2 separate regions of the Homo sapiens genome follow, and region 2 is linked to region 1. A link is a loop called in an ENCODE intact Hi-C map of the cell type or tissue named here. Cell type or tissue: PC-9. All regions are shown on one strand. Each heading gives the region's core, and the rest is flanking DNA. Links, peaks and the distances in the headings are about the cores only. Region 1 has its middle 6.1 kb from the start of ARL4C. Region 2 has its middle 160 kb from the start of SH3BP4.

Evidence for each region. Hi-C counts contacts between places; a loop is a spot of excess contacts. Peaks named below come from ENCODE experiments on the same cell type or tissue, not always from the same donor. Only the 100,000 strongest peaks of a DNase experiment are listed, where the experiment ranks them.
Region 2: it touches region 1 in a loop (12-fold over the local background); 4 of 110 quality-filtered maps call a loop at or near these places.

What each region holds. Positions count from the first base shown.
Region 1 is chr2:234,500,483-234,505,869 of GRCh38, forward strand. No RefSeq gene overlaps it. Among named protein-coding and RNA genes, the nearest start is that of ARL4C, 6.1 kb to the left of the region's middle. In PC-9, for the core only: a CTCF peak has its summit at 134 (motif pointing left); a DNase peak (open chromatin) is centred at 2,279.
Region 2 is chr2:235,114,037-235,119,423 of GRCh38, forward strand. No RefSeq gene overlaps it. Among named protein-coding and RNA genes, the nearest start is that of SH3BP4, 160 kb to the left of the region's middle. RefSeq lists an enhancer at 1-542. In PC-9, for the core only: a CTCF peak has its summit at 3,064 (motif pointing left); a DNase peak (open chromatin) is centred at 3,085.

The DNA of each region.
Region 1 (5,387 bases), core at 132-5,131:
TGTACACACATACACACACGCGCGTGCGCGCATAAGTGTGGGGTTATTTGCATGTTCTCACTGCAGACCTGCTGTGGAACTCTGGGTTCAGGTTCACTGCCCCGGTGCTTAACTGTTATAATACAGGAGTGCCCTCTGCTGAGCTTCTCGGATAATAGATGAAGGGCTCTACAGAGGCACATTGGCCTAGTGCTTAGCAAATGTTCAGTCCATAGTTATGGAATGAATGATGGATAAGTGACCCCCTGCTTTTCTTCTCTCTATGGAGATGCAGGAATAGAGCCCTACTGGTTAAACTGAGAAAGTGCCAGGGGCCCATGGGTGCTTTGCTTGGGGCTCAGAGCTCAGAGCCATTGATGCCAGTGTGGGTCTTGTCTGTGAGACCTGTGGGTTATCTGCTGGGAGAGGGGAGCCAGGAACCTGGCAGAGCAGGAAGTCGCTTTACTAGGAGAACTGTTCAAAGAATCACAATTGGTGGAAGAGATCAGAAAAGAGCATCCAGGAAACCCAGCTGAGACCAGAGAAGGGAAGAAAACTGATTTTTGCATCTAATTCGCAGGCAGGCATGAGCAGCTGTAAATGGAGAATGGGGCTGGGAGTCGAGAATGAAGGAGGCCAGTTGGCAGACAAAGTGACAAGGCCTGAAGCTCCTGAAGCCAGGTGGTCCAGGATTGAAGCCTTTTATCTGTCAGGAGAGGTTCCTTAAGGAAGAACCAAACCAATACTTCCAGAAGCCCCAGGGCATGCTAGACAAACCAGTCACCATCACTGCAGTGCAACCCCCTCAACTCCAGGAGAAACGCCGACTCAGGCTACGTAACAGTGGAAGCCACTAAGACACTGGTGCCAAGGGAAGTTTTGTGGATGGGACGGTAGATCTGGGGGGAGATAAATGAAAATCTGTGATGCCTGCAAGCTCCTGCTTCATTCAAGTGGTCCAAAGCCTGAAAATAAAAAAGATCCACTACTCTATTGGCCATTCAAGTTTATAATTCTAAGGAAAAAAAAATCAGGGTGCCTTATTTTTTATTTTGCTAAGCAACAGGGCTGAAACAATTCAGGTTTTTATTTTCCCAATGATCACCACTGCTAGTGTTTTGTATGGTTGTTGTTGTTGCTGTTTTCTCCAAGAAAAAAAATTTAAATCAAAAAGCTAAAAGGCTCCCCCGCTTCAAGTCTTCCTTAATAATTGTCGATCTCTATTACATTCCTGAGATAGATATAAAATTTTAGAAGCCATTATCTGGGCTGGGCATGGTGGCTCACATCTGTAATCTCAGCACTTTGGAAGGCTAAGGTGGGAGGGTCATCTGAGGTCAGGAGTTTGAGACCAGCCTGACCAACATGGTGAAACCCCATCTGTACTAAAAATATAAAAATTAGCCGAGTATGGTGACAGGCATCTGTCATCCTAGCTATTCTTGAGGCTGAGGCAGGAGAATGGCTTGAACCTGGGAGGCAGAGGTTGCAGTGAGCCAAGATCGCGCCACTGCACTCCAGCCTGGGCAACAAAAGCGAAACTCCATCTCAAAAAATAATAATAATAAATAGAAGCCATTATCTTTCCTATCAGTAATATTTTCAAATATAATTCTTATATAACACTATTTTACATCTCTCCCTAATATTTACATGGCATGTATTAAATGAACCTTTGTCAAGGATGTTAAGACTCAAAGCTTTGGAAGTCAGCACTCAGGCATACCAAAGTGACAGAAAAGTTCTTAGTGCCAGCTTCCAGTTCAGGGGGAAGAAAAGGCTTAGTATGCAAAAGGTATTTCTGAATCCTTTAATAATTCAATCACAGTAATTAAATTTCTACTCTAATAGCTACAGTGAAGGAAAAAAAAAACAAGTTAACAATAAATATCAGGTGATTAGAGAGCTGCACCATGAACCAAGAAGTATTTGATGGAAACTTGGATTACTTTCATTCCTCTTCTCCCACCTCTGCAGGTGAACTGAAATGCTATTATTTTCATTTAATTAAGCTTACTTGGCTGGACCCCAGAGAGATGAAAACAATCACGCTTTTGTGCCCCTGTCAAACCCTATTGGCTTTCTACAGTGCAGCAGGGAGGATGGGGTGTGTTGCCAGTGCCACCCTCTCTAATGTGTGGTCACTCAGGATGACTCTTCCCTTTAATACAACAGTTGGCTTTTGTAGAACCATCCTCTGTGTGGATACAGCACAGCATCTGAACAGAGCTCCTTGGCCCGTTGCTGCTTCTGTTGGAGTGATAGCCACTTGAGATGATCATTTCTTCCTTATGAGTCACACAGTGCTCATGTAACCTGATGCTTTGCTCCATCAATCACAGAAAATCCCTTTTACTCTCTTGCTTCTGCCTCTCCCAGTCTCCTGCAGCTGCTCTCCTAAGGTCATTGATGACCTATGGAAAAATCCAAAGGGCTGATCTGTGCGGATGGCTGTTTGGGATGGAGATGCTCATGGGTTACAGGCACACCATCCACCAGGACCTCCAAACGTGCGTCTTACAAAGCTGTGCTCTCTCTGTCTCCCTGATCACTAATACTACTTTTTGTGTGAGTCTTCTCATTATTTAGTCATCAGCCACAGACTGTGTTGGTCGTCAGTGTTGGGTCTGTGATGTTTTCTTTCTCTCAGCATCTAATTCCATCTAGCTCTCATGATTTCTCAATCTCTGTCACTGTCAAAAGCCAGAAGAGAACAACATGGACTATTGGACTCAGAGCATGCTCTCTTTCTCTGTCACTCTGTAGATAGGTAGATGATAGATGATAAATAGATAGATGACAGATAGATAGATAGATGATTGATAGACGACAGATTGATAGATAAATGATAGATGATATAGATAGATGATAGATCAATAAACAGACAGAAAGAGATTATCCAGCAAACACATCAACCAGCACAAGATGATAGACAAACTCATTGTCTTTCCCCTCCCTCTGCTTACCCTCTGCATCCAGTCAACCAATGTCCAGATGATTTTACTTTGGAAATGGCTCTTGGAATTAAAATTGTGAGCACTTTTAAACCACATTTATTGTTTTTTCTTCATGACAGTTGCCTTTACGTCCTCAATAAATGCAGTATTTACTTCCATTTTTGCATGTGGAAAAGAGCAAACTTCATCAAGTTCACTAGCAAGGGCCTCTATCCAGTCTGCTTGGGTACCAGGGAGGAGGGTTGGCCCAAGCTTACTTACAATCTGATTGGCCCAAGCTTAATACTTCATTGGTACCATTTTGATGAGTGCTCAATGAAGGGATGTGCTTCTAAGGGCAGGCTTAGTGTCCCCTTCTCTGCCTGTCAGGGGCGGGTAAGCTCTGTGGGATTGGCCACCTTATGTTCAGGAGTAGAGAAGGCACAGCTGGTTTATATCCTCAGCCTAAGCTGCTTGCTTCAATCTAGCATTTACTGCAGAGTTCTAGAAACAGATGGAGGAGGATGTCCATCAGTGTTTGCCCAGCTTGATAAAGTAATACCACCTGGTCCATATAGGGAAGTGATAAACCCAACACTCAACCTCTCACATAACCCAGAAGGAAATTCCACTAAACTCTTTGGCATCCAATATGGAACATGAAGACGTGACCTCTAGGCTACAACGAGAAAACCCTAAGGAGAGAAGAGACCCAAATAAAAAGGTGCCAAGATAGGATGAAAGGACACTTCAGACAACAAAAAATAAAAGCGGAGAGTTTATTTCCTCCTCCTTCTCATCATCCCACTTTTACTTATTTTTCATATTTTTATTCTGGTCAAAAGTATCACAATTTTTGTGGAGTATCTAGCCCTTTATTTGCATACTGCAGAGCAAATTTTTCTCTCCAGAGAAACTGACATTTAAGAGAACTAAGAAATGACTGAGTTGATAACTTTTTAGTATTTTTTAATTAGGTAAAACATTCACATGGTATAACATTCATAAGGAACACCACCCTCCCTCACCCCCTCACCCTTGCCCCCACCATAACTCCTCTCCTTAAAGGTGACTGCATTCATTAATGTTTTGTGTTTCCTCCAGTAATTAATTATTCTTTTTCACAGAGCCATACCTTAGAATGCACTTAGGCATCTCCAGAATCCTAAGCAAAGGAGGCAAAGGGAGGGCCATATTGTTAGTTAATGTGGTCATGGGGAGTCTAGCAGAGCCAAAATATATCCATGCCACACCAAGGTGAAGGACTCCAGAGAGAAACTACAAGCCTTATTGAGAAAGTAAGAAGCTACTAGACCTTTGCTGCTGTAGTTATGAATATCTTCATCCTGCAGCCCAGCCTTGCCCAGACCCTGAGCCCAGACAGACCTGCTCCCAAGAGCAGCTGGGCTCTGCAATTACCCTGCAGATAGAAGCTCCAGGTACATCCCTAGGGAGCCAGCCCCTGGGAACTTCAGCCGTGCACTGAGCACTCACCATCCAGAAGACAGGTCTTCTGCTCCATCCTAGGCAGGCACCCTGACATCTGCCTAGCCATCTGGAACCAGCCTTCCCATTGCCTGTGACTGTAGCTATAGCTGCTGGCCATGCAGCCCTAGTTCGTCCCATTTTGTTGGACTGGCTTAGACGGGAGAAAAAAGGCAAACTAAAACACGATAACTCCAGAAAGCAAAGCCAGCAGTTTTCCAGCCTATAATGGCTTAGACCGAAAAGAAAAAATAAAGAAAAGCAAAAGCAAAGAAATGAGAATAAATTTGATTTTTGTCACAGAAGAAGCTTACCTGTCTTGAATTCTGGCTTATTGGTCTAGTATTTCTTAAATTCCAGCCTACTGTTCATGGACCATGTCTTTGTTATGATTTTATCTAGCGCTAGGTGGGGAAAATAGTTAAAATAAAAACAATCCCAGTTTTTTCCTTGCCAAAAAAAGGTCAAATATAAAAATTGGGTCTAGATTCTGGGCAGAATGATGATGCAATGTATTAGTCAGGGTTCTCTACAGGGAGATATATATATATATATATATATATATATACACATATATATATATACACATATATATATATACACATATATATATACACATATATATATACACATATATATATATACACATATATATATACACACACACATACACATATATAGAGATATCGAGATATAGACATCTATGTGTGTGTATATATATAGACATATATATATAGAGAGAGAGAGAGAGGGAGAGGAGTTTACTAAGTATTAACTCACATGATCACAAGATCCCACAATAGGCCGCCTGCAAGCTGAGGAGCAAGGAGAGCCAGTCCAAGTCCCAAAACTGAAAAACTTGGAGTCTGATGTTCAAGGGCAGGATACATCCAGCATGGGAGAAAGATGTAGGCTGGGACGGTGGGAGGGTAGGCCAGCCCAGTCTTTTCACATTTTTCTGCCTGCTTTATATTCTAGCCTCGATGG
Region 2 (5,387 bases), core at 84-5,083, 610 kb after region 1:
GCAACAGCCTGCGGCAGAGCCAGGAGGACTCTTGCAGGCAGGGAGCTGATGGAGGGATGGGCCCAGCGCCTTCTGGGTCCGTGCAGGGGGCGGGGCAGGGAGAGGATGGTGGCAGGACCAGGACCTGCCCCGGCACTCCCAGTGCTCTCTGCTGGGCCCTTCTGCCCGTTGCCTTCCTCCCACCCTAGGCAGAGCCCGAACCTCCACCCAGCCCCACCTGCTTTGGGTCCTTCTTGGGATCTGATTCCAGACTCTTTTGGGCTTTATCCAGCACACTTTCACTCACTTCCACCACCTCCTCTATGCCGCAAAGGAAACGCCACCTTCGATGTGTTTGAGTTATGTAAATTAAAATAGTGTGATATAGGAAAGATTTTAAAAACCTCACTCTAAATGAGATGGATCTTCTCCAAACTAAGAAAAACAGTCACTGAGAATTGCATTCTATAATTTCAAAGCTTGCAAGCACAGCCAATTCTGACTCGTCTTCGTGCTGTCGTCATATGCTAGGGATACTTCCACTGAAAAGAAATTCCTACCCAGCTTTTAAAAGAATAATATGAAGCACGTGGCTGTTCGTTTGCATCTGAACTTCTGTGAGCAACCATTGTCGTGCAATTTTAACATCGTTATTATCTCCTATGGGAACGTCATCTAAGCCATCGAGAAGTGGTGGTACCGTTGCTGTGTGACAATCTGTGTCCTTAAATCAGAAGTCAGTGGTGACAGGCCGGGCACGGTGGCTCAGACCTATAATCCCAGCACTTTGGGAGGCCGAGGCAGGCAGATCACCTGAGGTCAAGAGTTCGACACCAGCCTGGCCAACACGGTGAAACCCCATCTCTACTAAAAATACAAAAGTTAGTCAGGCATGGTGGCGGGCGCCTATAATCCCAGCTACTTGGGAGGCCGAGGCAGGAGAATCGCTTGAACCTGGGAGGCAGAGATTGTGGTGGGCCAAGATTGTGCCATTGCACTCCAGCCTGGGTGACAAGAGTGAAACTCCATCTCAAAAAACAAACAAAAAACCAAAAAAACACAAAAAAGTCAATGGTGAGGAGGCCAAAGAAGCACTATTATACTACTTGCTATTTTAGAAGAGGCCACTGAAAAACATTAAGAATGATGCGGAGGAAAAAAATCAAAGTAGTATGGAGGTAGTTGAAGCCTTATGTTAAAATATTATATAACAAAGCAAGGGTAATAAAAAATAAAAGTGTTGGCTACATGGTGAAGACACCCTTTCCTGAGTCAGATCTGAGATCTCACTGGTTATGGAGAATCTGCTCACGGTTGTAGAGGAAAGAAACCTAAAAGAAAGTAGAAAGGCTAAGCTGACTTAGAACGCAGAAAAAGCAAAGCAGAGAAGAAACAGAAAAAGCAAATGGGTAGGCTTCAGAAAAGTTTAGGGGCTTGTAGAGAGGGAGAAAAAAGAAAAGAAGAAAAGGAATTTTAAAAGGATTACTGTCGTGTGTGAAATATATGTCATTTAACTTTCTTAGAGACATGACTGTGATTGGCATTACAGTTACTTCGCATGCTTTGGATGACACCATGGTGAGAATGGGCCACGTGGACCATTGAGATATATTTGGATTTCACATGGCAGAGAAAATCAGCTGAATGATAATTAATGACGCATCTGTTTTTGAAAGTCTATTGTTTTATATTGAGCTATGTAAATTTGATATAGGAAAGATTCATGAAATCTCACTCCAAATGACATGGATTCTCTCCAAACTAAGAAAAAAAATCACCAAGAATAGCATACTGTAATTTCAAAGCTTGCAAGCGGCTTTGAAATTTTAAAATATTCATATAATTTTTTAAAGGATGGGTAGGAATTTCTGTACACAGTGGAACTATTCCTGCCATATGACAATAGCATAAAGACAAGCTAGAATGGACTCTGCTTGCAAGCTTTGAAATTACAGTATGCAATTCTCAGTGATTCTTCTTCCTAGTTTGGAGAAGATCCATCTCATTTGGAGTGAGATTTTATTAATCTTTCCTATATCACACTATTTTTAATTTACATAACTCAAACAAAGAAGGGTACCGTGTGGGTGGCATTTCGTTTGCAGCATAGAGGAGGTGGTGGAAGTGAGTCCTTCTGTGACTTGACCAGAGATGTGAGCATGAGAAAGTATTGGCTGAGCCTGGTTCTCTGGTCTGAGACTCAGGGACATTCAGCTCAGTCCCCTTCCACCCGCACACCCCCACCTGATGCTGCTGTCATCGTGCCTCATCTGGCCACATCTCTCATCTTTGGCTCTGCACTCAAGGTCATCCATAATGCGAAGCCACCTCTCCAGCCATGCCTTAGCTCCCACTTTTCCTGAAAGTGAAGCTCTGCCTCTCTCACCCCGTGGTCCTTCCCGATGCTCCCATCCTGCAGGCCAAGCCATCCTCTCCCCCACGACTTGCCCCTGCTCCTCTGCTTCCAGCCCCTGCAGTTTTTGTGTTCACTGCAGACTCTGGGGCCTCCAAGAGTTTGTTTCAAACACCTTCTTTTTTTTCCTTTCATTCCTTGGATCTGCTTACCACGATCTCAGCCTTTAATTGTTGGTGCCTCCTGGGCAGCAGCCCTTAGTTGTGTGTTGTTTATATCCTTCCCTCATCGACCAGTGCTTGATACATTCTAAATTATTTCAAATTAATTTGTAAAACCCACAATTATTATCATTTCACTCATATTCCAGGTCAATTTTGACAAAGGTTTCATAGATTTTCATTGAAAATGACATATATCTTAGGAAGAGTTAATACAAAGGTGAAGTTTATGTCAATATATATTTTATTTTTTTCAAAATTATAGTATGAAGTTTTTTCTGGAGAAGGACAAATTTTATTGAATTCCTACACAGGAGTTTCTCTTCTCCTTATCAAATGGTACAGGAATTAAGCATGAAAGGTTAATTCACACAGTCTTAGAACTCTCTCTTCCCTACCTTCTTTCTGCAAAACCAGAAAAAAAAAGCCTGTTTTCAGTCAATAGCTATTTTATTACTCTGTTTGTTAAATAATTTAACTTTATTTGCAATACTATACCTCCCCCTGGTGGAAATAAACAGGCTGTAACAATTACAATCTTTCTTTTTCTGAATCCATTGCAGCGGATTGTGAAAAGACGAGGAAGGAAACAGTAGCTTGTTTATTTCCAGTCCGTTCATCCCAAACTAGTAATTCCATCTCCATTGGTTCTGTATCTGAAATTTCTTTTTATTCTTTATTTTCCTCCCTAACTTATGATGTTGTATATGGTCTTGCAACTTAAATTCTTTTGTAATGTTATTCAAATGAAAATTCATAGATTTTCCAAAGTACTTTATTTCCTAAGCTTTCATGTATTAATTAATAATGCTTTTACCTTTATGGGCCAATTTTAGACATATAGCCCATCAGTCTGAGCTGATAAGCATAATTGAATAGTGCCTTTGCCTGAAGTAATTTCAGAGAAAGCTAAGAAGCCTGCTGCTTTAGAAATATTTGGGGTGTTTTTATTAAGAAAATAAGCAAAAAAGCCTAGTGGAATACTATCTTTTAAACCTTTATACTTGTAGAGAACAAATCATTTTGTTTAATTGATTTGTTCTAGAGGTGACAAAACTGAGGACCTTACCTGAGATGACAAAGATAGTTAAGTGGTGGGACTGTGATCAAAATGTATTAATGGATTGAAAGTCAGGAAGCTGTCTCCTCGCTTGAAACTTAGTGGGCAACCACTAACGACTAAGGAATAGATTGAATGCCTGGGGATCAGTTTTACATGGGGAAGTGAATCACAGTTTCCTAGAGTAAATGGAATAACAAAAAAGAAATATCAAGGTGACTGAAAAAAAAAGCATAAAATCTGACACGTAATAAGTGCTATTTATTAAAAGGCAAAGGCTTCCATCTTCTATTAGAATACAAAACCACAATAGACTGCTGATTAAAAGAGAAGTTACAATTAAATAACATTAAAAGTTTATTCTATATGGAAAGCATGACAGGCAACGGTGAACAAAACAGATAAATGTTTGGATGGTTTGGCAAAGACGATAAGAAACAAAGTGGTAAGGTGGTAACTCTCCCTGCTATTATGGTCTCTGGAGTTTCTCCACTCCTATTTTTTCCAGGCTACCAAACTACTAGCGAGAGAAAGAAATTTTATGACAGCAATGGCTAGAAAAAATACTTGAGACAAAATTGGACATTTAAATTTATAGAAAGTGCCATCTACAGCTTTAAAAATACATAAAGCAAAAACTGAAATACAAGGAGTAATTAACAGAAGCATGAAAGCAGTAGAAGTATGTGTATATACAAATACACACGCACATACTCACAACGCCAACATTCTATATTCCAATCAGGCATGTAAAAAGTGAGGCCATAAAAGCTTTGTAAAATATCTCTAATTGAGACAAATCAAGTGTCTGCTTTCAGACATAATGGAGTGACTTAAATTGGACTAACTTTCATGCCAAGAAAAAATCCTATAAAAGCTGAATAAAATGTACAAAATGACTGTGTGAAGCAGTGGGCAGCAACTAATGTAGACAGTACTGAAAGGCACAATTGTGAGAGTGAGAGAAGGGAAGCACACAAGATAATTTCTTTTTTTTCTTTTCTGGTATTCTTTTTTTTTCTCTCTTTTTTTTATTATACTTTAAGTTCTAGGGTACATGTGCACAACGTGCAGGTTTGTTACATATGTATACATGTGCCATGTTGGTGTGCTGCACCCATTAACTTGTCATTTACATTAGGTATATCTCCTAATGCTATCCCTCCCCCCTCCCCCCACTCCACAACAGGCCCCGGTGTGTGATGTTCCCCTTCCTGTGTCCATGTGTTCTCATTGTTCAATTCCCACCTATGAGTGAGAACATGCGATGTTTGGTTTTTTGTCCTTGCAATAGTTTGCTGATAATGATAGTTTCCAGCTTCATCCATGTCCCTACAAAGGACATGAACTCATCATTTTTTATGGCTGCATAGTATTCCATGGTGTGTATGTGCCACACTTTCTTAATCCAGTCTATCATTGTTGGACATTTGGGTTGGTTCCAGGTCTTTGCTATTGCGAATAGTGCTCACACAAGATAATGTCTACATTAACCCTGGTTGTTTTCCCTGTGGGAATTTTTTTAAATCGTTGCATGAGGAATAGAGACCACCTCTAACAAAGCTGAAAATCAAGCCTCCATGGGACCCAAGGTGATTCACTGATAGAGAACTGCCTGACAGGAAGAAAAAAACTTTCTTTGAAGAAAAACATCATTATCGGAGCCTCTACAATTTTTATCTACAATGAGCAAAATAAAATATAAAAATTAAAGGTTATGGTAAAAAAGACAGGACCAAGAGAAACAAACGTTAAGAAAAATGTAAACATTATA